Linked DNA regions of Homo sapiens: region 2 is linked to region 1. A link is a loop called in an ENCODE intact Hi-C map of the cell type or tissue named here. Cell type or tissue: chondrocyte. All regions are shown on one strand. Each heading gives the region's core, and the rest is flanking DNA. Links, peaks and the distances in the headings are about the cores only. Region 1 overlaps DGLUCY (D-glutamate cyclase). Region 2 overlaps CALM1 (calmodulin 1).

Region 1 (11,352 bases), core at 4,933-7,432:
CCTGGGCTCCAGGGAGAGATGGCCAGACAGCCATCTGGGATTCCATTGGCCACCCCCAGACGGGATGTGTCTCAGCCTTGGGGAGGGCTGCCTGGCTCTGCCAGTGGCTCCAGCATGTCCCCTCTCCTGGGTGCTATTATGCAGACACTGCTGGCAGCCACACCGAGGTTCCATCCTGCTGCCGCCAGGGTGGTGATAGCAAGCTCTTTAGGTGGTGGCCAAGACTGTCACAGTGGATTATAGTCCTGGCCATGTCCTAAATCTTTCATAAGCTCTATTGCAGGCACCAGAAACCATTCAGGAGGTGGGGTGGGGGAGCGAAACACCAATAAAAGTCACACAGATCAAACCGGGCAACATCTGTTAAGGCAGGAGGCACCAGGCCGTGCTCCATGGGGTCTGGGGACAGGCTTGTTGCTTGTGTGGATTCAGGAGGCAGAGTGAACACCAGCTCCTCCTGTGATGTTCTCCCTTGCCTCCCTCTGCCCGTGATTCACCAGAGGCTGTTTACCTTTGGTCCATGGCCCTTGCAGTCCCTAGAGAAATTCAGAGGCTCCATGATATTGGATGGGAAAAAAAGTACGTTTTTCTTTTCCCTTCTTCCCTCCCTCCCTTCTTTATTTTATTTTATTTTTATTTTTATTTTTGACAGTTCTTGCTCAGTTGCCCAGGCTGGAGTGGTGCAGTGGCACAGTCACAGCTCACTGCAGCCTCAACCTCCTGGGTTCAAGAGATCCTCCCATCTCAGCCTCCCGAGTAGCTGGGACCATAGGCATGTGCCAGCACACCCAGCTAATTTATGGTTTTGGTTTTTTTTGGTAGAGACAGGGTTTCGCTGTATTGCCCAGGCTGGTCTTGAACTTCTGGGCTCAAGCGATCCAACCTTCTTGGCCTCCCAAAGTGCTGGTATTACAGGCATGAACCACTGTGCCCAGCCTCAATTTTATTTTCATAACCTCAACTCACATTTAGCATTTCCTTCAATTATGAATGTAGGCAGCAAATGGCTGTCATATCAGCAGACCCTGTGACTTCATGGCTGGCAACAGAAATCACAGATATCTTCATATCACGTTAGAGTTCTTCCTGATGTCTCAAAAATATCCTATATGCTGATCACTACTTCAAAGTTACAATGATAGTAGAACTGGCATCTTGTTTCTTAGGCTGCTACTGAGGAAGCATGCATATTGTCTCACATTTTTCCTTTTTTTTTTTTCTTTGAGATGGAGTCTTGCTCTGTCACCCAGGCCGGAGTGCAATGGTGTGATTTCGGCTCACTGCAATCTCCGCCTCCTGGGTTCAAGCCGTTCTCCTGCCTCAGCCTCCCGAGTAGCTGGGACTAGAGGCGCGTGCCACCATGCCCGGCGAACTTTTGTATTTTTAATAGAGATGGGGTTTCACCATGCTGGCCAGGCTGGTCTCGAACTCCTGACCTCGTGATCCGCCCACCTCGGCCTCCCAAGTGCTGGGATTACAGGTGTGAGCCATCGTGTCTGGCCACATTTTTCTATTATTTGATAACTGTGCTTGCAGGATAATTGGTTTCCTTTGGAATCCTGTGCATTTTCTTGTATGCAGTTAAAGGCATTACTTTGACCAGGGGTCCACAGCTGTACTAGTCTACCAAAGGGGTCCGTGGCACACAAAAAGTTAAGATTCCCTATTTTAAACCAGTAATTAACAGCAAACTCCCTCTCTCTATGTCACATAAAAATAGAAGCTAATTTCTATAACAGCTACTCCTCCTTCATTTAGCTGCCTTGAACTCTTGGTGCTCAGAGCTTGGATCTGTGCTAATTCCATTTTTTAACATTTTCACTTGATTTTTTTTTTTTTTTGGTCAGACAACAGTGCCTTGTGTTACCCATGCTGGCTTCTGCTGCCCTCTGGTGGTCACGATGAGGCCCATTCCCAAGGACAAGCTGGAAGGGCTGGTGCGGGCCTGCTGCTCCCTCGGAGGTGAGCAGGGGCAACCTGTTCACATGGGCGACCCAGGTCAGTGTCTCTCGCTCCTGCCCATGATCTTCCTGTTCACATGGGCAACCCAGGTCAGTGTCTCTCGCTCCTGCCCATGATCCCCCTGTTCACATCGGCGACCCAGGTCAGTGTCTCTCGCTCCTGCCCATGATCCTGACAGCCTCTCTTGGAGTTGGGCCTAAGAAGCAGACAGGAGTTTGCCACGTTCCTAAGCTCCCATGGCTTGTCTTTGTTTTTACCAGGGGTCTCCAGGGGCAAAGGCCCTGAACAAGGCTCAAAGGCTCTGGCAGCTGTATCAGGGCTGGGCTTACAGATGCCCCTCAGGTTTAAAGGTGCCACCCTTGGCAGAATAGCCAGTCTCACTGTGATGTAAGTTTATATATATCACATCCTTTTGGGTTTTTACCGAGGCTTAATAATACATACATAGGAAAAAATATATATATATATAATGAATATATATATTGGGTTTTGTCCACAATTCCTGGCTCATAACTCCTAAAATTCTTGGAACCTCCAAAATGCTGTATTTTGTCTGATAGGTTCAGGGTGGGGCTGGTCACCAGAAAGACTAAGGTAGGATTAGAGGGTTGGGACTTTCAGCTCCACCCCTCCCCGCAACCTCCAGGGAGGAAAGAGGGGCTAAAGGTCAAGCTGATTACCCACGGCTGATGGTTTAATCAATCATGCTCATGTAATGAAGCCTCCGTAAAACCCCAAGAGGATAGGCTTCAGTGAGCTTCTACATAGCTGAACACATGTAGGTTCCTAGAGGGTGGTGCCTAAGGAGGGCATGGAAGCTCCGCACCCCTTCCCCCACACCTTGCCCTGGGCATCTCTATCTGTATCCTTTGCAATATCCTTTATTTAATTTAATTAAATTAATTAATTTATTTATTTTTGAGACACAGTTTCCCTCTGTCGCCCAGGCTGGAGTGCAGCGTTGCAATCTCAGCTCACTGCAACCTCCATCTCCTGGGTTCAAGCGATTCTCCTGCCTCAGCCTCCCAAGTAGCTGGGATTACAGGTGCCCAACACCATGCCCAGCTAATTTTTGTATTTTTAGTAGAGATGGGGTTTTGCCATGTTGGCCAGGCTGGTCTTGAACGCCTGGCCTCAAGTGGTCTGCCCGTCTTGGCCTCCCAAAGTGCTGGGATTACAGGTATGAGCCACCGCACCCGGTCTGCAATATTTTTTATGATAAACTGGTATACATAAGTAAATGTTTCCTCAAGGTCTGTGAGCTGCTCCAGGAAATTAATCAAACTCAAAGAGTTTGGGTATAATCAAACCCAAAGAGGGTTAATCAAACTGGAAGCCAGTTGGTCAGAAGTTCTGGAGGCCCAGACTTGCAACTGGTGTCTGTAGGGGGGTGGCCTTGGGGACTGAGCCCTCAACCCGTGGGTTCTGATGCTATCTCCAGGTGGAATGGAATTGGAGGGCACCCAGCTGGTGCCTCCTGCTTGATGGTGGGGAGAAACCCCTACAAATTTGGTCACAGGAGTCTTCTGTGTGGATGACTGTTACTGCGGTGTGAGAGCAGAGGAAACACACCATTTAGGTAGAGTTTTTTTCTCTACACGCTCACCCACTGGGGATCTTTGATAAATGTAAAGCTCCTATGAACTTCCAATGAATCTGGGGTTGGAGGAAGCCAAGGGTTGCAGCAGGGCTCTTTGTCCGGAGATTTGAGCTCGAAGCAACGTCTAATCTGGGCTGCTATTCTTTGGTATATTTGGGTAGGAGATGGCTTTGTTCCATATGTTAATTTGAGCTGAAATCCATTGATCCCCAGCGTATTCACTCAATCTGAGAGTGAGTGAACAGATCCAAGATGAAGAGCCAATATCAAGAAGCTGTGCAGGCCTCTTAGAAGGCCTGATGAGAGTTTGAGACTGGGCCTTGGTTGAGGGTCCAAGTTTGGTATACCTAAACTTGCTCAACTGCATAACCGACAACATTAGACAGAACCTAGCCTTTTGTGAAAATGCAGTCAGTACTTGCTAGCTTCATCACATGAGGATGATTCAGGGCCACCCACCAGGATGGTGTCTGCTGAGGAGTTTTATCATTAGCGGGGATGGATTGGGCCCAGCACATCCATCTTTGCTGTCTTCGGGATTAGGTTGCTGCTGGTAGTCAAGCAGCTGAGGTTAGGTGCATGAGATGTGACCCAGCCTGGACCAAGGTCAACCCCCCAAGGCTGGCTTTGGTAGCAATCTGCACAATGAGAGTACTAGGCTCAATGCACCCAAGGATCCTTCCAGAAATCACGCCACACAGTTTGAGATTCTGTTTTCTGAAACCACCATGCCACATGGACTGTAAATTATGGAGTAGCCTGAGTTGTCAAAGCCTTAATCCCTATTCTCCTTCACCTCTTCCTCAAATACCATTTACAATAATCCTGCAATTTGAGTTTCTGTTTTAGAGAAAGAACCATAAACTACTCAACCAGTTCTAATTGGATGCTCCCTGCTGAGGAAATTACATTTTCCTTTTCCATCTGCAGAACTGTTGGGAATCAAAGAGCTTTCCAAACCTGCCTACGGGGATGCCATGGTGTGTCCCCCAGGGGAGGTTCCAGTGTTCTGGCCTTCTCCGCTGACCAGTCTCGGAGCTGTCAGCAGCTGTGGTACGTTGGGGGATAATGGGACAATCGATCTGCCCTAGGATGGAGCCCAGTGGGGTCTAGTTCTTGAAAGCATATTCTCGTAGTACAATGATTTAAAAATAAAGCCATGAAACAAAACACAAAACAGAGGCCTACAGCTACAGTGAATCTCTCTCTGGTTTCCTTCTTTTATTTATTTATTTTTTTTTGAGACAGGGTCTCACTCTGTTGCCAGGCTAGAGTGCTGTGGTGCAATCTCGGTTCACTGCAACCTCCAGCTCCCTGGTTCAAGCGATTTTTCAGTCTCAGCCTCCTGAGTAGCTGGGATTACAGGCATGTGCCACCATGCCCAGCTAATTTTTGTATTTTTAGTAGAGACGGGGTTTCACCATGTTGGCCAGGATGGTCTCAATCTCCTGACCTCGTGGTCTGCCCACCTTTGCCTCCCACAGTGCTGGGATTACAGGCGTGAGTCATCGCGCCTGGCCTGGTTTCCTTCTTTTAATCCCAGGGCTGGATCTCCTTACCAGAGCACTTTGTCTTACAACTCAATTTTTTTGTCGTTGGTTTTTTGGTTTTGTTGAGACACAGTCTCACTCTGTCGCCCAGGCTGGAGTGCAGTGGCACGATCTCGGCTCACTGCAAGCTCCGCCTCCTGGGCTCCAGCGAGGGAGGTGTGCCTCAGCCTCCCAAGTAGCTGGAATTACAGGTGCATGCCACCACACCTGGCTAATTTTTGTATTTTTAGTAGAGACGAGGTTTTGCCATGTTGGCCACGCTGGTCTTGAACTCCTGGCCTCAAGTGATCCTCCCACCTCAGCCTCCCAAAGTGCTTGGATTGCAGGCATGAGCCACCGTGTCCAGCCTCAAATATGTTTTGATTAAATATATTTCCTTCCTTCCTTCCCTTCTTCTTTCTTCTTTCTCTCTCTCTCCCTTCCTTCTTGTCTTGTCTTTCTTTCTTTCTCTTTCTTTCTTTCTTTCACAGAGTCTCACTCTATTGCCAAGGCTTGAGTTCAGTGGCATCATCATAGCTCACTGCAGCCTCAAACCTCTGGGGTCAAGTGATCCTCCCATCTCAGCTTCCCAGGTAGCTGGGACTACAGGCATACGCCGCCATACCAAACCAATTTTTAGAAATTTTTTGTAGAGATGGGGTCTTGTTACAATGTCCAGGCTGGTCTCAAAGTTCTGGGCTCAAGTGATTCTCCTGCCCCAGCCTCCTGAGTCATAGGGATAACAGCATGAGCCATTGCTTCAGCCGTTTTGATTAAATATATATTTTTATCTGCTGAAGCATCCCAGCCCATTCTAGCAGGAGGACTAACCTTTAGCTTGGCTTTTTGAGACATTTTGGAGATTGATGGGGCCTTGAAAACAAAGGTGAAGCCAAGAAATATAACTAAACAAGTCATTTCCTGTGGTATTTGCAAGGTGATTATAAACAAGGCCAGCAGCAGTACATTTTTTCCAAGGCCTAGGTGATATTACAATGAAGAGACACACGAGGGCGCCCTCGCTAGCTCTCAGTAAGATAGGAAGGTGACAGAAACATGAAAAATAACAGCTATTGCAGACCATGGTCATGGACACTGGAAAATTCTGGCCAGGCCAGCCACACTTGCGCTGTAAGCACATACTGTAGTGTTACTTTAATTTATTTTGAAAGCATTCGTGAGAGTTCAGCTATCAGAATGGCCTCATGCGAGGGAAAGATCATCCCTAATGTGGTGATGAGGCGTGGCTGCCAAGATCCACAGGATTCCATTTGTTCATTTATTTAAGTGCATGTGTTGAGAACCTGCTATGTGCCAGGCATGCACCCAGGCCTCAGGAGTACAGTGCTCCATGGGACAGGATGGAGTCCTCTGGGCGCTCATGGTCTTGTCTGAGTGTGTGTGTGGGCATGTGTGTAGACACACCCACCCACGTGCAGTAAACGTCCCCCAGCCCAGTGGCCTCACCGCTTTCCCACCATCGGTCGTGGCAGGTGCCCTGCAGAGGAGATCTCACTGCTGTGGGCACCCCAGCATGGCATGTTCCAGTCCTTTAGTTCTGACAGCGATAGCACAATTGATCGTAGATGAGAACAAATGACATCAGAGAGGGACAATCTTGAATCATTCTCAAATTCCCTTTTTTTTTTTTTGAGACAAGGTCTCGCTCTGTCACCCAGGCTGAGTGCAGTGGCACGATCACAGCTCACTGTAGCCTTGACCTCCTAGGCTCAAGCAATCCTCCCACCTGAGCCTCTGGAGTAGCTGGACTACAGGTATGCACCATCATGTCCAGCTAATTTTTAAATTTTTGTGGAGATGGGGTCTCACTATGTTGCCCAAGCTGGTCTTGAACTCCTGGGCTCAAGCGATCCTCCCACCTCAGCCTCCCAAAGTGCTGGGATTATAGTCGTGAGCCACCATGCCTACCTTGAACTTCAATATTTAAACTTCTATTAGCAATAGATTATGTGCAACAGACCTCACAACTGATGGGGGCAAAACCCCGTGTCATGCTCTGAGCTGACTGTTCTGACATCTACCTGGTTTTGGAGTGACCAGTTTTAGGTGCCATCCAAAACACAGACAAGCGATAATTAAATTCATCATCAGATTCAAGACTTTTTCCCCTTACACATCAAATCTAAAAGTTATGTATCTATTAGATTTTTATTTTGAAGTGCTGGCTGACTCTTTCTATTAAATATGAAACTTTAAGCCAAGTGTGGTGGCTTACGCCTGTAATCCCAGCACTTTGGGAGGCTGAGGTGGTCGGATCACTTGAGGTCAGGAGTTCAAGACCATCTTGGCCAACATGGTAAAACCCTGTCTCTACTAAAAATACAAAAATTAGCCAGGCGTGATGGCACACACCTATAATCCCAGCTACTTGGGAGGCTGAGAATTGCTTGAACCCCAGAGGCGGAGGTTGCAGCGAGCTGAGATCTCACCACTGCACTCCAGCCTGGGTGATAGAGCGAGACTCTGTCTCAAAAAAAAAAGAAACTTTATTGTTTCTGTGAAATCCAAGATTTATTTACTCAATTCACATCTGCATTTGTTGAACACCTATTATGCGCAAGGCCCTCTGTGGGATCCTGAGATGAATGAGCAATGGTCGCTCTTCTCCAGGAGCATACAACTGAGTAGAGATGAATACTCAAAGATAGTAATGACACTGAGGAAGGCAGAAGAGGTAAATAGTATGGTATTAAGCACTTAATGAGCTAGGCATAAGGAACTAAGAATGAGTAAGATACTACGTGGTTCAGGCCAGGCTCTGTGGCTCATGCCTGTAATCCCAGCACTGTGGTAGGCTGAGGCAGGAGGATTGCTTGAGCCCAGGAGTTTGAGGCCGCAGTGAGCTGTGTTGCACCACTGTACTCCAGCCTGGGCAACAGAGCAAGGCCTTATCTCTTTAAAAATATATATAGATGAGGCTGGGTGCGGTGGCTCACGCCTGTAATCCCAGCACTCTGGGAGGCTGAGACAGGAGGATCACCTGAGGTCAGGAGTTCGAGCCAGCCTAGCCAACATGGCAAAACCCTGTCTCTACTAAAAATACAAAAATTAGCCGGGTGTAGTGGTGCACGCCTATAATCCCAGCTACTCAGGAGGCTGAGACAGGAGAATTTCTTGAACCCGGGAGGCAGAGGTTGCAGTGAGCCGAGATCGCACCACTGCACTCCAACCTGGGCGACAGAGCAAGGTTCCGTCTCCAAAAAAAAAAAAATATATGCTTGTTCAATTAAGCAAACCATCGAGGGCTTACTCTGAAACAAGCACTTTGCTGAACACTTTCTTAAAAATTTATTTTTTTTTTTTACATTTTTAAACCACGAGTATGCTAAACACTTTTTTTTTTTTTTTTTTTTTTTGAGATAAGGTCTTGCTCTGTTGCCTAGGCTGGAGTGCAGTGACGTGTTCTCAGCTCACTGCAGCCTCTGCCTCCCAGGTTCAAGCAATTCTCCCACCTCAGCCTCCCAAGTAGCTGGGATTACAGGCGCACCACCAAGCTGGGCTAATTTTTGTATTTTTAATAGAGACAGGGTTTCACTATGTTGCCCAGGCTGGTCTTGAACTCCTGACCTCAGGTGATCCACCCTCCTTGGCCTCCCAAAGTATTGGGATTACAGCCGTGAGCCACTGCGCCCTGCCTGCTAAACACTTTTATGTACGTTTTCCAGTTTCGTTCTGACAATAGCCATATGAGGCATTATCATTACAGTCAAAGAAACAGGTTTAAAGAATAAAGTCGGGCTGGGCGTGGTGGCTCACACCTGTAATCCCAGCACTTTGGGAGGTCAAGAGGGGAAGATCACCTGAGGTCAGGAGTTTGAGACCAGCCTGGATAACATGGTAAAACACTGTCTCTACTAAAAATACTAAAATTAGCCAGGCGTGGTGGCGGGTGCCTGTAATCCCAGCTACTCAGGAGGCTGAGGCGGGAGAGTCGCTTGAACCCAGGAGGCAGAGGTTGCAGTGAGCCAAGATCATACCACTGCACTCCAGCCTGGGTGACACAACAAGACTCCATCTCAAAAAAAAAAAAAAAAAGAATAAAGTCAATAAAGTCACATCTCAAATTCCAGTATATTCACAATGCTAAAACCAGTTCTTAATAACTATGCTAGAGTGTTTCACATTGCCTGAAATCTAACAAAGGAGAGTCTTTAAAGAATAAAATTAACATAAATCAAAGCAAAATGTAAGTGCCATAAGGAAAAATAGAAACGATGCCATAAGGAAAAATAGAAATGATGCTCACAGAGGGTTCCAAACCTAACATTTGCTGGAAAGCAAAGCAAGATGGCTTCATGAGTTTTAAGAATCCAGTAAACACTTCCTGATATCCATGGGTTAAATTGATGGAATCGCCTAGAGCTCTAGCTATAGCTGTGGCTGTATCTCACTTCTTTTCAACCCATATTCAACTCATCTTTACTTTCCTAGAGATTAGAGGCAACTGTTTAAATGGAACTTGATGTAGCTATAAACCAGCTTATTCTGACCTTGGTGCCAGCAGGTGGTATAGGGAGTGCTTAGGCTGAGTTGATGGCCAGGTGCCATCTTGCCTATCAACAGTGGGCTAGATGAGGGTAGGCTGGACTTGATGAAGTGGCTGGGCTCAGACCCTCCTGCTGTGTGTTTTAGAGACCCCACTGGCTTTTGCCAGCATCCCAGGCTGCACAGTTATGACTGACCTGAAGGATGCAAAGGCTCCACCTGGTTGTCTCACCCCAGAGAGAATTCCAGAGGTCCATCACATTTCCCAAGATCCTCTGCACTACAGCATCGCGTCAGTCTCTGCTTCTCAGAAGATCAGAGAACTAGAGTCTATGATCGGCATAGACCCAGGTAAGAAACAACACATTTGCTCGGCATAGACCCAGGTAAGAAACAACACATTTGCACCTGGAGAAAATCACCTTTTCAGTGAAAAAGGTGGGATGCAAAATGTATCCACAGGATGATTTTTTAAATGTTGATACTGCATATAAATCTCAAAAAGACTAGAATTAAATACACCAAAATACTGACATTGATGGTCTCTAGGTAGTGGTATTGTGAGTGATTTTTGCTTACTTTCTTTTTCTTTCTTTCTTTCTCTTTCTTTCTTTTGTTTTCTTTCTTTTCTTTCTTTTTTTTCTTTTTTTTTTGAGACAGAGTCTTACTCTATTGCCCAGGCTGGAACAATGGCGTGATCTTGGCTCAAGTGATTCTCCTGTCTCAGCCTCCTGAGTAGCTGGGATTACAGGCACGCTCCACCACACCTGGCTAATTTTTGTATTTTTAGCAGAGACAGGATTTCACCATGTTGGCCAGGCTGGTCTTAAACTGCTGACCTCATGATCCGCCCACCTTGGCCTCCCAAAGTGCTGGGTTTACAAGCGTGAGCCACCATGCCCAGCCTTGCTTTCTTCTTTATGGCTTTTTATTTATTTATTTATTTATTTATTTATTTTTGAGATGGAGTCTCACTCTGTTGCCCAGGCTGGAGTGTGGTGGTGCAATCTCAATTCACTGCAACCTCCATCTCCCGGGTTCAAGTGATTCTCCTGCCTCAGCCTCCTGAGTAGCTAGGACTATAGGCATGTGCCACCCCACCCAGCTAATTTTTGTATTTTTAGTAGAGTCGAGGTTTCACCATGTTGGCCAGGCTGGTCTCGAACTCCTGACATCAGGTAATCCACCCATCTCGGCCTCCCGAAGTGCTGGGATTGCAGGTGTAAGCCACCATGTCCAGTAGTTTTTGGCTTTTTCTTGTTGTTCTAAACTTTAACACTAAACGTGAGGAAGTTCGTTGAGTTTATTTGCTGGGCATGTTGCCAGCCAGAAGCAGATGGGGTTAGGTAGTAAGAAAAAAAGAGAGAATGGTTTCTAGGTAGGCAACTGCCACCATTAAAAAAAAGTTATTTATGTAGTTTATTATTATTATTTAGAGATGGGGGCGTGGTGTCTCACTATGTTGCCCAGGTTGGTCTTGAACTCCTGGGCTCAAGTGATTTTCCCGCCTCGGCCTCCCAAAGTGCTGGGACTGCAGGCATAAGCCACCTAGCCTGTCCTCTATGGATTTAGTGATGTCCCTAATCTCCCCCTTTAGTGCCATTGCCCTGGGGTTGGGCATGGAATAGATTAGTTGTATACTGGATAGCAGGGATAGTGATGGGGTAGGATTACTTCTCCGGGGATCCCAGTGGGGCAGGACCCTACAGCCACAGCCTCACAACAGTTTGCAGTCAACTTGTATATTGTATAACG
Region 2 (10,854 bases), core at 1-2,500, 780 kb before region 1:
CCTGGTAACCCCTCTAACAAGAGAGTTCTGTAGCGAGGTGGGACTGTTCTCCCCATAAGGTGACAGTTTCTCTTGCGAGGTGTGGCAGCGCTTCCTGTTGTACAAGACAGATGTTGCCTTGGCGTTACGTAAATCATCGTGTCTCCGTCATTTAAAGAAAGCCAATTTTTAGTGATTGAGGTAGAAAGAAAGATCCGTTTATAATTTGTAAAAACAAATTTTCACCCAGAATCAATATATTGGAACACCATTCCTACTGTTAAAGTTTTCACTTAAGAGTATAAACTTCATCAGCTTTCTATTAGGACTTATTTTGTAATTGGCTTCTTAGGCATCCTTCTTTAAAAGAGAAATCCACGTTAGCTCTCCTTGAGGTCTCGAGTTCCCTCGGCTGGAGGCACAGGTTCAGTGGAGACCAAATAATGCAGGTGAATTACCTTCGTGGCCATTACTGCCTCCAACGAAGTGTGTTTATTAAGAACAGTTCTTATGTCATTCTTAAGGTAGGTAGGGTTAATACTCTCCAGCAAATTTAGTAGATACTCTTTGCCAGAAAAGAGAGGAGTATATATAGTTTGATAATTATTGTGTAGTTTTCTGTGTACTTAATTTTTGCAGTTTTGTAACACTTCATTTGTAAGATGGTACCATTTTTTCCTGGCTTCTGAATCATAGGATAGTTTGACCCAGGGCATTAGCCATTGTAATGGTAGGCTTTTAACAAATAACTGCCTAATTTAAAGGATTGGAAAGCATTTGTTACATGGAAATGAAGTTGGTGGCGTACCCAGTTGCTGTATCTTTATTTTTTCTACTTAATTATTTCTCATAAAATGGATATAAAAGCCTGTTAATCCAACCCAATGCCATTATGTAACGCCAGTTTGGAGATTTCGAGGGCCTGGAGCAGTGCGCAAGGTGCGCTGAAAGCCTGCCCCTGGATGAGATCCTTATCCTGGCTGTGATGGCAGTGGCAGTGGGCTGGGTCCCTTGTTGAGTGGAAAGGGGGACTGCGGTGTCCATGGTGCAGTAGGTGGCGCTCTTCTGTCTTAGAGCCTGCCGCCACTGCAGCTGGTGCCAAGGGGCCTTCTGCCACTAGAGGTGCCATTTTTCACATGATGAACTTAGCCTAGTTAGATCGCAGAGCAAGCTGTAAGCCATGGGCCCAGAAAAGAAAACTTGAAGTGAGCAGATGTTGTCACTTCCTTGTAATCCTTTGTTAAAATAGCATAAGGAGTTTTCTTTATTCTATTTACTTTCATTAAATGACCGTGCTACAGGTTTCAAAGGATTTTAAGATTGATTTTTGAAAGATCACAATATTAAAAGTATAACTGGAAAACCTATGTTGAAATCAACCAAACATGTCGTGGACTGAATGATAACCTTTTCTTTCTTCATATAGGCTGATCAGCTGACCGAAGAACAGATTGCTGGTAAGTTGACAACTCCAAGGAGTCCCCAGAAGGCCAGAACTAGGCACTGACTCAGTTTTGGTGACTCCTCTGTTCCTCCCCGCTACAGTCTGGGCAGTTTTCTAAGAATTTATTTAAATAAGAACAGTAAGCAGAAACACTGAGGTCAGATGTTATTCTTGCCAGTACTTTATAGATGAGGTGAAAGGAAGTAAAACTAAGGATGCCCACATGTTAAACTCTGGAGAATTTGACCATGTTTCACAATGTGCAAAGTTTGCGTATGATTAATTGTACTGAGCCTGCTACTCAGCGGTTTAGTTTACAATTCTTATGCCATGGGTCTTTCAGTAATCTGCCACGAAAGCTTGTGCTCGCTATCCTAAAATAAATGGAAATGGGTGAATATGAGTGTTAGGACCACTGTAGTAATTGGGAAGAAAGTTACATTAGTTAAACTCTGTTGCCCAGGCTGGTCTCTAACTCCTGGGCTCAAGCAATCCTCCTGCCTCAGCCTCCTGAGTAGCTGGGACTACAGGCATGTGCCACCACGTCTGGCAGATTTTAGCTTTTTAATATTCCTGGAGGACTTGTTTTGAGACTGTTTCTCGTTAGGAAACCAGGAATGCTTCTGAAATATTCTAAAAGTCATGTGGAGAGAGTTTACCTGGGAATGTACATTTCTAGTAACCATTTTATTTGTTATGAAACAAGGGATTCTTATGGCTTTAGAAATGTAACAGGAAGGGATTTGAAGGGGGCACATGGACCAATCTTGTCAGATTGGATTTAGTCCCTTGAACCTGGGAGGCAGGGGTTGTAGTGAGCTGAGATTGCACCACTGCACTCCAATCTCGGTGACAGAGCGAGACTCCATTGTTTAAAAAAAAAAAAAAAGATTGGATTTAGGACTAATTTAAGCATGTTCCAGCTTAGCCGCCTTGAAACCTTTGGGAATATTGTGGTGTGTGGCACTGTTTATTGGGAGCAGTGTTTGCTTTATGGGCTGCTGTATGAAGGCCAGTCCAACAGGACTATTGTGGTCATTATTTCAGTAGATAAAGACCAGACTTCTGATACGTTGCACAACTTGAATGGCTGGCTTTGGCAAGCCCCCGGCAAGTGTGTATTGTGACTGGGTTGGATAAAGACATTGATTCTAACGGGTCAACTTTTGTTTTCAGAATTCAAGGAAGCCTTCTCCCTATTTGATAAAGATGGCGATGGCACCATCACAACAAAGGAACTTGGAACTGTCATGAGGTCACTGGGTCAGAACCCAACAGAAGCTGAATTGCAGGATATGATCAATGAAGTGGATGCTGATGGTAAGAGCTTTAAAACCATGAATGAGGGCCATTGTTGTGTAATTCAAGTTCAGACATGTTACAGGATTGTCTTTCAGGTCCCCAGAGCAAAGCAAATGTGCAAAGATCCTTTCTGTGGTTGCCCCAGGGCCATTGACAATTAAAATAGAAGATGATGGGCCTTGCGTCCATCCTGCTTAGTGTCTAGAATGTTTTCTGCATGGGATCACTATTGTTTTCTTCCTGCTTGGTGCGACCTAGAGCTCAAATCTATTTTTTTTTTTTTTTTTGGAGACGGAGTCTCGCCCTGTCGCCCAGGCTGGAGTGGCACTGGCGCGATCTCGGCTCACTGCAACCTCTGCCTCTTGGGTTCCAGCGATTCTCCTGCGTCAGCCTTCTGAGTAGCTGGAATTACAGGCGTGTGTCGCCACGCCCAGTTAGTGTTTTGTATCTTTAGTAGAGATGGGGTTTCACCATGTTGGCCAGGCTGGTCTCAAACTCCTGACCTCGTGATCCGCCCTCCCCGGCCTCCCAAAGTGCTGGGATTACAGGCGTGAACCACTGCTCCTGGCCGAGCTCAAAGCTTTTATCAACTGGCCCATGAGTCTGCACTGAGTCTTGAGGGGGGAGGTGAAATTAAATAGCCATAGAAAGTGCTTTTTAACAAACTTACTGTGTTTAAAGAGGAGGAGGAACCCCCAGATGAAGTAGGTGACGAGCACTCTTAGAAGTTACCATAAAAGTGAGTACAGTGTGAGCTGTAGATGTGTTTGCTGCAGAGGAGCATGTGAGGTTTGGAGGCGGATGTGTGGTGACTCCAGGGGATAGATTTGCAGAACCTAACGGAAAGGGAAGCTGTAAGGTGCAGGGCCAGAGGGAACCAGCAGTAACCCTGATAGCGGTCTGTCATCTGTTCCTCTCGACTCTACAGCAGCGGACAACAGAACTTTGATTGCTGATTTCCATCAGTAAGCAGGCTTTGAAGCACACTTCCCCACCCCTAAAAAAAAACCACGTATTTTGGTAAATCCTATATATATTCTAATGTACTGTATGACAGTATAGAACATGATTTTTAAAAGATGAGTTGGGAGGAGAAAAGGATAAAAGAAAAAATAAAAGAAGCATTAAGAATAAACAATTCGGATCTAGATTTTACTTTCTAGATGATTGACTCGAGGGTGGTGTAGTAAAATCGCTTGTCTGGTCACAAACATTTGGCAGCAGAGCTTTTGATTAGGTTCTTTGACAAAGCCTTCAGCACGTTAGAGTGGTTTTCACTAATAGTGTTTTGGAAAGAAAAGGTTGTCCATAGTTCTCTAGTTTGCTAAGATGATCAGCTACCCAGGAACGTGGAGTAACTTCCTCTTGTTTGTGGGAGCCCCGGGAATCTGTGCCTGGGGAGGGGAGAAGTCTGTTAGGCTCTTGGATTGTGTGGAAGAAGGAGAAGTTGTGCCAGGCTACAGAATCCTGTGTTTGCACTGAGAAAACAGGATGGTACCTGACCTTCTCTGCATGGCTGTGAGATAGCTTAAAATAATTTCTTTTGTTTTTGATGAATATGAACAATATCTTAAAATTTTTGAGGCTAAAAAAGTCTTGAAGGGATCCCTGAGGTATTTTCTTTGAAAGGTACTGGTGAAAATGAGTAACTTAACCTAAGGGTTTTTCTTTCTAATTTTATTTCCATTTAGTTCAATGACACTGTTAGTCTGGAGTGCTTGTCTTTGGGGGTATTCATCTCTTAGTTTTAAAGAGGAGTTGTTTGGAGTACTGGCCGTAGAACAGATTGTTCTGACAGTTCCCTAAGTGTTACTAGTCTGAGCTGTGAGAATGCTCCTGAGCTTTTCCCTTAATGGGAAATAAAGATACTGAGTTGGAAGAAAACAGGTGGCTAACCATCATAGCGTGGCCAAGAAATGATCCTGGAGAAGACTTGGTAAGACTTCATGGCCCATGCATGGCATAACAGAATCAATGTTCCTCTCTCATAATCTTTTCTCCTCTGAAACACTTTATACACTTAACCTGCAGCTCAGTTCTAGGCCTTTTTTGTGTTACTGCTGTCACTAACCAAGGCAGAGTGAGACCTGAGTGATTTCCCTAACTCAGGGATGGCAGTCGGGGGCGCTTTCTTCCCTCGGAGTGGAAAGATTCAGCCTGCGGAGTGGTGTATGCTATTTTTCTCTTGAACTGTACAGCCCTTCATGACCCTTCCATGGGCTTGAATCCAGATGTGCAGTTTCCTTTGTATAATTAAATACTATCCTGGGCACTGATGATGAGTTTGAAATTATGTGAAATTGCCCTGTGAAGTGTTTGAACGTTTTAGACCTGCAGATGATTGAACCTAGTAAGATAGTCTGCCCCTTTGTCCTAGTACATGTTTACCGTTCCGTACAGTGGTTCTGAAATGATTACTGCAGAGCAGCGTTAATGGAGTGCTTACTTTACATGAGCTTTTTGTTTTTTAATTCGAGGTAATGGCACCATTGACTTCCCCGAATTTTTGACTATGATGGCTAGAAAAATGAAAGATACAGATAGTGAAGAAGAAATCCGTGAGGCATTCCGAGTCTTTGACAAGGTAATCCAGCATCTACATAGCAGATGGTACTTAAGTATGGCTTCTTCCGCTTTCACTTCTAAAAGCTATAATAATGTTATAGACAGAAGACTTAAATCTAACTGCCTGAGCCTCTGATCTCACTTTCAAAAATCCTCCTTATGGTAACCGTATCAGGGGAGGGTAGGCATAATAAATAGGAATTTTGGACCATGTTTCTTGACTGTTACTTTGAATTGTTGTGAGCTTTTGCAAATCCTGTTTTCTGCATTAGCTGTTTGCATGTATTTAGTAGGTTAGAGGTGGGAACTAGAGATCAGAGAATTGTTTATGGCAGCAGAGTTAGCAGTAACTTGAGAGGGCATAGCTAAGTCAAAGACCTACTTCCCCACACTACATCATTAGCAATAACAATTGCTGAATGTTCACAGGATGGCAATGGTTATATCAGTGCAGCAGAACTACGTCACGTCATGACAAACTTAGGAGAAAAACTAACAGATGAAGAAGTAGATGAAATGATCAGAGAAGCAGATATTGATGGAGACGGACAAGTCAACTATGAAGGTAAAACTAAATTCTCTGAGCTCAGTGTTTCATAGTCTTACCTTTAGATCTGTAAGCAAGCCAACTGCTTCACTAGACAGCCTTTGACTTTATTTTATGTACAGTAAAGATGTTGTGTTCATTAAAGCTGTTTTCAAAGATAACCAAAAGTTACTATTATATTTGTCTTTTCAGAATTCGTACAGATGATGACTGCAAAATGAAGACCTACTTTCAACTCCTTTTTCCCCCCTCTAGAAGAATCAAATTGAATCTTTTACTTACCTCTTGCAAAAAAAAGAAAAAAGAAAAAAGTTCATTTATTCATTCTGTTTCTATATAGCAAAACTGAATGTCAAAAGTACCTTCTGTCCACACACACAAAATCTGCATGTATTGGTTGGTGGTCCTGTCCCCTAAAGATCAAGCTACACATCAGTTTTACAATATAAATACTTGTACTACCTTAATGATAAGGACTCCTTAAAGTTCCATTTGCTAATGATTAATACACTGTTTGGGCTGGCCAGTTTTTCATGCATGCAGCTTGACGATTGAGCACAGTCAGGCCTTTGTATTAAAAATGAAAAATGAAAAAACAAATTCAAAACCTATTCAAATGGGTTCTAGTTCAATTTGTTTAGTATAAATTGTCATAGCTGGTTTACTGAAAACAAACACATTTAAAATTGGTTTACCTCAGGATGACGTGCAGAAAAATGGGTGAAGGATAAACCGTTGAGACGTGGCCCCACTGGTAGGATGGTCCTCTTGTACTTCGTGTGCTCCGACCCATGGTGACGATGACACACCCTGGTGGCATGCCCGTGTATGTTGGTTTAGCGTTGTCTGCATTGTTCTAGAGTGAAACAGGTGTCAGGCTGTCACTGTTCACACAAATTTTTAATAAGAAACATTTACCAAGGGAGCATCTTTGGACTCTCTGTTTTTAAAACCTTCTGAACCATGACTTGGAGCCGGCAGAGTAGGCTGTGGCTGTGGACTTCAGCACAACCATCAACATTGCTGTTCAAAGAAATTACAGTTTACGTCCATTCCAAGTTGTAAATGCTAGTCTTTTTTTTTTTTTTTCCAATAAAAAGACCATTAACTTAAAGTGGTGTTAAATGCTTTGTAAAGCTGAGATCTAAATGGGGACAAGGCAGGTGGAGGGGAGGCCAGTGTACATGTAAATGCCCACAGCCCAGCATTGGGTTTCCCTCCCAAGGCCCCAGCACCAACCTCTGAGCCCAAGACCTTGCCTGAAAACAAGCAGATACCGATTGCTTCATCCTATTTATGGACATGTAGGTCTAGTTGCATTTTCACTGGGGGGAGGGGGGAAGGTGAATTATGGTAACTTTTAATGATCTATTCAGGCAGTAGAGCTCTTAAGGAAAAAAAAAAACCCACTTTCTCTCAAGCATGTATTTAGGGGTTGTTCTCAATTGTGCTGCTGATTACCTGTCTTATGTAACTACTTGAGACCATCTGCAAGAGACATGATTTAGTGTGTCTGTAATTCAATCTTCGCTGTGTGTGGTAGAAGCAGTAGTCACTTTTGTAAGCCAGTCTCTTCATGCCTAAAAGACACTACCAGTCACCTTTGATTCGCGACTTTTAATTTATGATTATACTTAGCCTCCTCCTCCTTTTTTTTTTTTTCCCAAGTTGACTTGACTTTGCTTTTTTCCCCCCAAGTAGAACTAATGCTAGCTTCCAGCTTGAAAGTAAAACTCCAGTGTGGAGTGAATTTTGTGTCTAATTATAAACCTGTAACCAAAACTCAGACATCTGGTACTGGTCTTTGCATTGAGATTGGTCCCTGTAAAACCCCCTTTAAAAGCATATTGCATTTAGTACAGAGCTCTTTTTTGAAATGAAGGCTGGAGATGTGCATTTTTCACGGTGTTAACTGGTTGTATCTTATTAGCAAGGAGATTGGGGTTTTGAGTGTTTGCGTGGGTGGTTTCAATTTGCCAGGGAACAGTGGCAGGCTGCTAGCAAGGCAGTGAGAAGCTCTTGGCAGCCAAATGGGTGCATTCAGGGCTGATTTATAGAGACCCTTGGCTTCTCCTTCTCCTACTCCCTGTCTTTCTGGCATTTTGTAGCTTGTTAGATTTTCTGCCAGAGGGGTGGGTCAGAGCAGTGGAGGGGAGACATCGCCCATGTGCTTCTGCTACTGGTCCTTGGGCTGGGTGGTTGGTAGAGGAGATGTTGACACTATGAGCTAAGGGTTGGCTTTTGTAATTACCTGAATCTGAAAGGAATGCCTAAGGTTACCTTGGGGTTTCTCTTCTGGTGAGATAGGGTTCCTGGTTTGAGTAAGTTAATGTCCTGGATATTTCTTGTGGCAGGGGGTGGTCAAAGAGCCTGATTGCTGACCCAGTCTCAGGCCTGTGGTCGATGACCTCTCGGTAGTTTCAAAGGGGGCTGGAGGGGGATATTTGACTTGTTTTTTCGAAATGTAGCCTTCTAACCCTCAAGTCTTTAGAAGCTGGGTGGACTCTTAGTGGTCCTGCAGCGTATCCTAAAAGACTACCTTTGAAACAGGATTCTTGTATGGCCAGGATCCTGTCTGGGAACCAGAAACCCTACACCCTCCCCCTCCAGGGAATGCTGAGTTCCAGTTTTGAGCAGAGGTGAGGCAGAATCCACTGTAGCCTTCCGCCCTGGTATTTGGGGGGATGACCAGCCCAGGCGTTGGGTGTTAGTCTGCATGAGTTTGTGAGAGGAAATAGCTGGGTGTCCTGGCAGTGCCCTTGAAGTTGGTTAGGACCTTCCTGTAAACTCTTGCCCCTACTTCTAACTACTCTATAAATATATACATATATTTATATATAAAGTGATTAGTTGAACTGGCATCCTGCTTTAGCCTGAGACTTGCCATAAGAAACTGCTGAGTACTTGGCAAACCCTTTCATAGTTTTGTTCTCCATCTGTTTGGGGTAGGTGTTGAGCGAGGCAAATGGATCTCGATATTTCAGATGGGCTTTTGATGCACTGTTGCCAAGGAAGGCTTTTTCTGATTTTTTGACAAATGAATTTTTGCACACTTTCATTGGTGTCTTTCGGCAACTTACACACATTGAAAATGAGCTATTGTACATATTTTTATATTCTCTTTATAAATGCATGTCTGATTGTACTTGTAACAATATTGTAATGAACGGCTGTGCAGTAGGCCCAGCGCTGCTGTGTCTCGTCAGAGGAATAGCTTACCACGAACCCCTCAGCATACTGGGAATCTCTTCCTGAACAACGAATGTAAATTTGGTCAAGTCTACTCTTCCGTTCATTCAATTATTTTAAGCATTTGAATTATTTATTGTATATCCTAAATATATTTCTCCTTTGGCAGTGACTAGATTTCCACTAATGTGTCTTAATCTATCCCTCCAGCTGGCAGTTACTGTTTTTTTAATCCCCTGAAGTTGTCCTGTAGGAGACAGAAATTCTTTGCTGTCTGTATCCCTTGGAGTAAGAAGGTAGTGGCATGGGTGGAGTGTGTGTTCTTTCTCCAAATCTATTATGATGTTTATTAAACACTTCTGTAGCAAAGATGGTGGTAGTTCTTTTGTTACTGAAGTTGCCCTTCACCATGGCTATTTGAAAAGGAGATGTACTTGGACGTTTCTGTAAATCTTGAGATAAACTGTTTGGAGATTTAACCACCTCTCTGATGGGGGACCAACTCTATGGAAATTGTAAATACGTTTTATTTATAAACCTGGCACTGTATTCAATAAACATTTCTGCAGCCTTTCATCTCTAACTGCGAACTGTGTAGGTTTCTAGCTTGCATAGCTTTCAATTCCTTTTGCTCTCAACAAGATAGACCTGCCCTCAGATGTAATTTCACTGGGTCTCTAGTACTGTGAGAGTGAGGGGCCAGAAATAACCGTAGACACATCCCACAACCGTCTTACCCTAGTTTTAAGTAGTTTGAGTGTTAATAGCTGACATTTTAACCTATTCTCTTAGCCTATTAACTTGTCCATGCTTGCTTTTTATGCGGAAAATTTACACCATAAGGATTAGTTTCCTTTTAACCCCAATCCAAGCCTCTTTAGGACTTGTATAAAGAAATACATTTTTTTCAATAAGATGGGAATTTTAGATGACAACCAAGATGATACCTTGGTTCATGTCAAGAGCGGGACAGCTGAGGAAAGTGGGGTGGGATGCAAGTACAATTTAGGACCTTGGCATTGAAGCCTTCCCCTTAGTCAACACTGGCCCAGACCCTGGTTCTTAGATGTAGCAGGAGAGGCTGCCTGCTTCTGCCCCCTTTGCTTCCAGAAAGGCCTTTTCCAGCTGCCTCGTGTGTTTCCCACTCTGCCCAGAAGGAGTGAGAGGGCTGAAAAGCGGGGCGGGATAAGGCCCTGCTTTCGACAGAAGGCTTGAGACACATCTCCAGAAAGCATTTAAAGAGCCCCTCCTGCACATAGGAGCTGGGACTATAAGGACATGGTCATCACCGTGGAGACGGCCCTCTGCTCTGAGGCTTTAGACCTGGCTTCTGGATTTGGTTCTGTCCCTCCAGCCTCAGGCAGGTTCTTTACCTTTCCCAGGCCTTGGTATCCTCCTTGGTAAGATCATATTGGACTTGGTACCTTCTGCCTGTGGCTTTCTAGGATTATGACCGACCTGGTTTGGCATCACTTTGTGTTTAGATAGATGAAATTGCAGCCTAAAGGATGGGAGGCAAAATTGTGTAGGAGTGCTGTGTCCTTTGAGATGACAAATGGGATTTAAAAATTCTCACCAGCTTCATGTTGGAGGTGGAGTGGAGGTTAAGCTTGCTATTAAGACGTGATGTAATATTGGAACCTGGGTCAGAGAAACTGATTGTTAAGTGACTTCCATTCTCCCAGGACGGAAATAGGAGGCTACCACTGGGCCTGTAAGGGATTCAGTCCAAGTGACATCATCTGGTTTTCAGCAGCTCCGGTTTAGAAAAACACACACACATTTCCGATTCAAGCTGAACTTTCCCGGGCACTGGGGGGCTGGAGCA

Evidence for each region. Hi-C counts contacts between places; a loop is a spot of excess contacts. Peaks named below come from ENCODE experiments on the same cell type or tissue, not always from the same donor. Only the 100,000 strongest peaks of a DNase experiment are listed, where the experiment ranks them.
Region 2: it touches region 1 in a loop (3-fold over the local background); 3 of 110 quality-filtered maps call a loop at or near these places.

Annotation. Positions count from the first base shown.
Region 1 is chr14:91,171,442-91,182,793 of GRCh38, forward strand. It overlaps DGLUCY (D-glutamate cyclase), which reads left to right. Exons shown (of 14, transcript NM_001102368.3): 6 at 1,848-1,998; 7 at 4,493-4,615; 8 at 9,745-9,948. Among named protein-coding and RNA genes, the nearest start is that of SNORA11B, 51 kb to the left of the region's middle. In chondrocyte, for the core only: CTCF peaks have their summits at 6,103 and 6,315; no DNase peak of the experiment used is centred there.
Region 2 is chr14:90,398,660-90,409,513 of GRCh38, forward strand. CALM1 (calmodulin 1) reads left to right here. Exons shown (of 6, transcript NM_006888.6): 2 at 1,406-1,436; 3 at 2,600-2,743; 4 at 5,203-5,309; 5 at 5,720-5,855; 6 at 6,030-9,609. The coding sequence ends at 6,058. Among named protein-coding and RNA genes, the nearest start is that of CALM1, 7.1 kb to the left of the region's middle. RefSeq lists enhancers at 1-101, 5,782-6,981. In chondrocyte, for the core only: a CTCF peak has its summit at 1,044 (motif pointing right); a DNase peak (open chromatin) is centred at 1,033.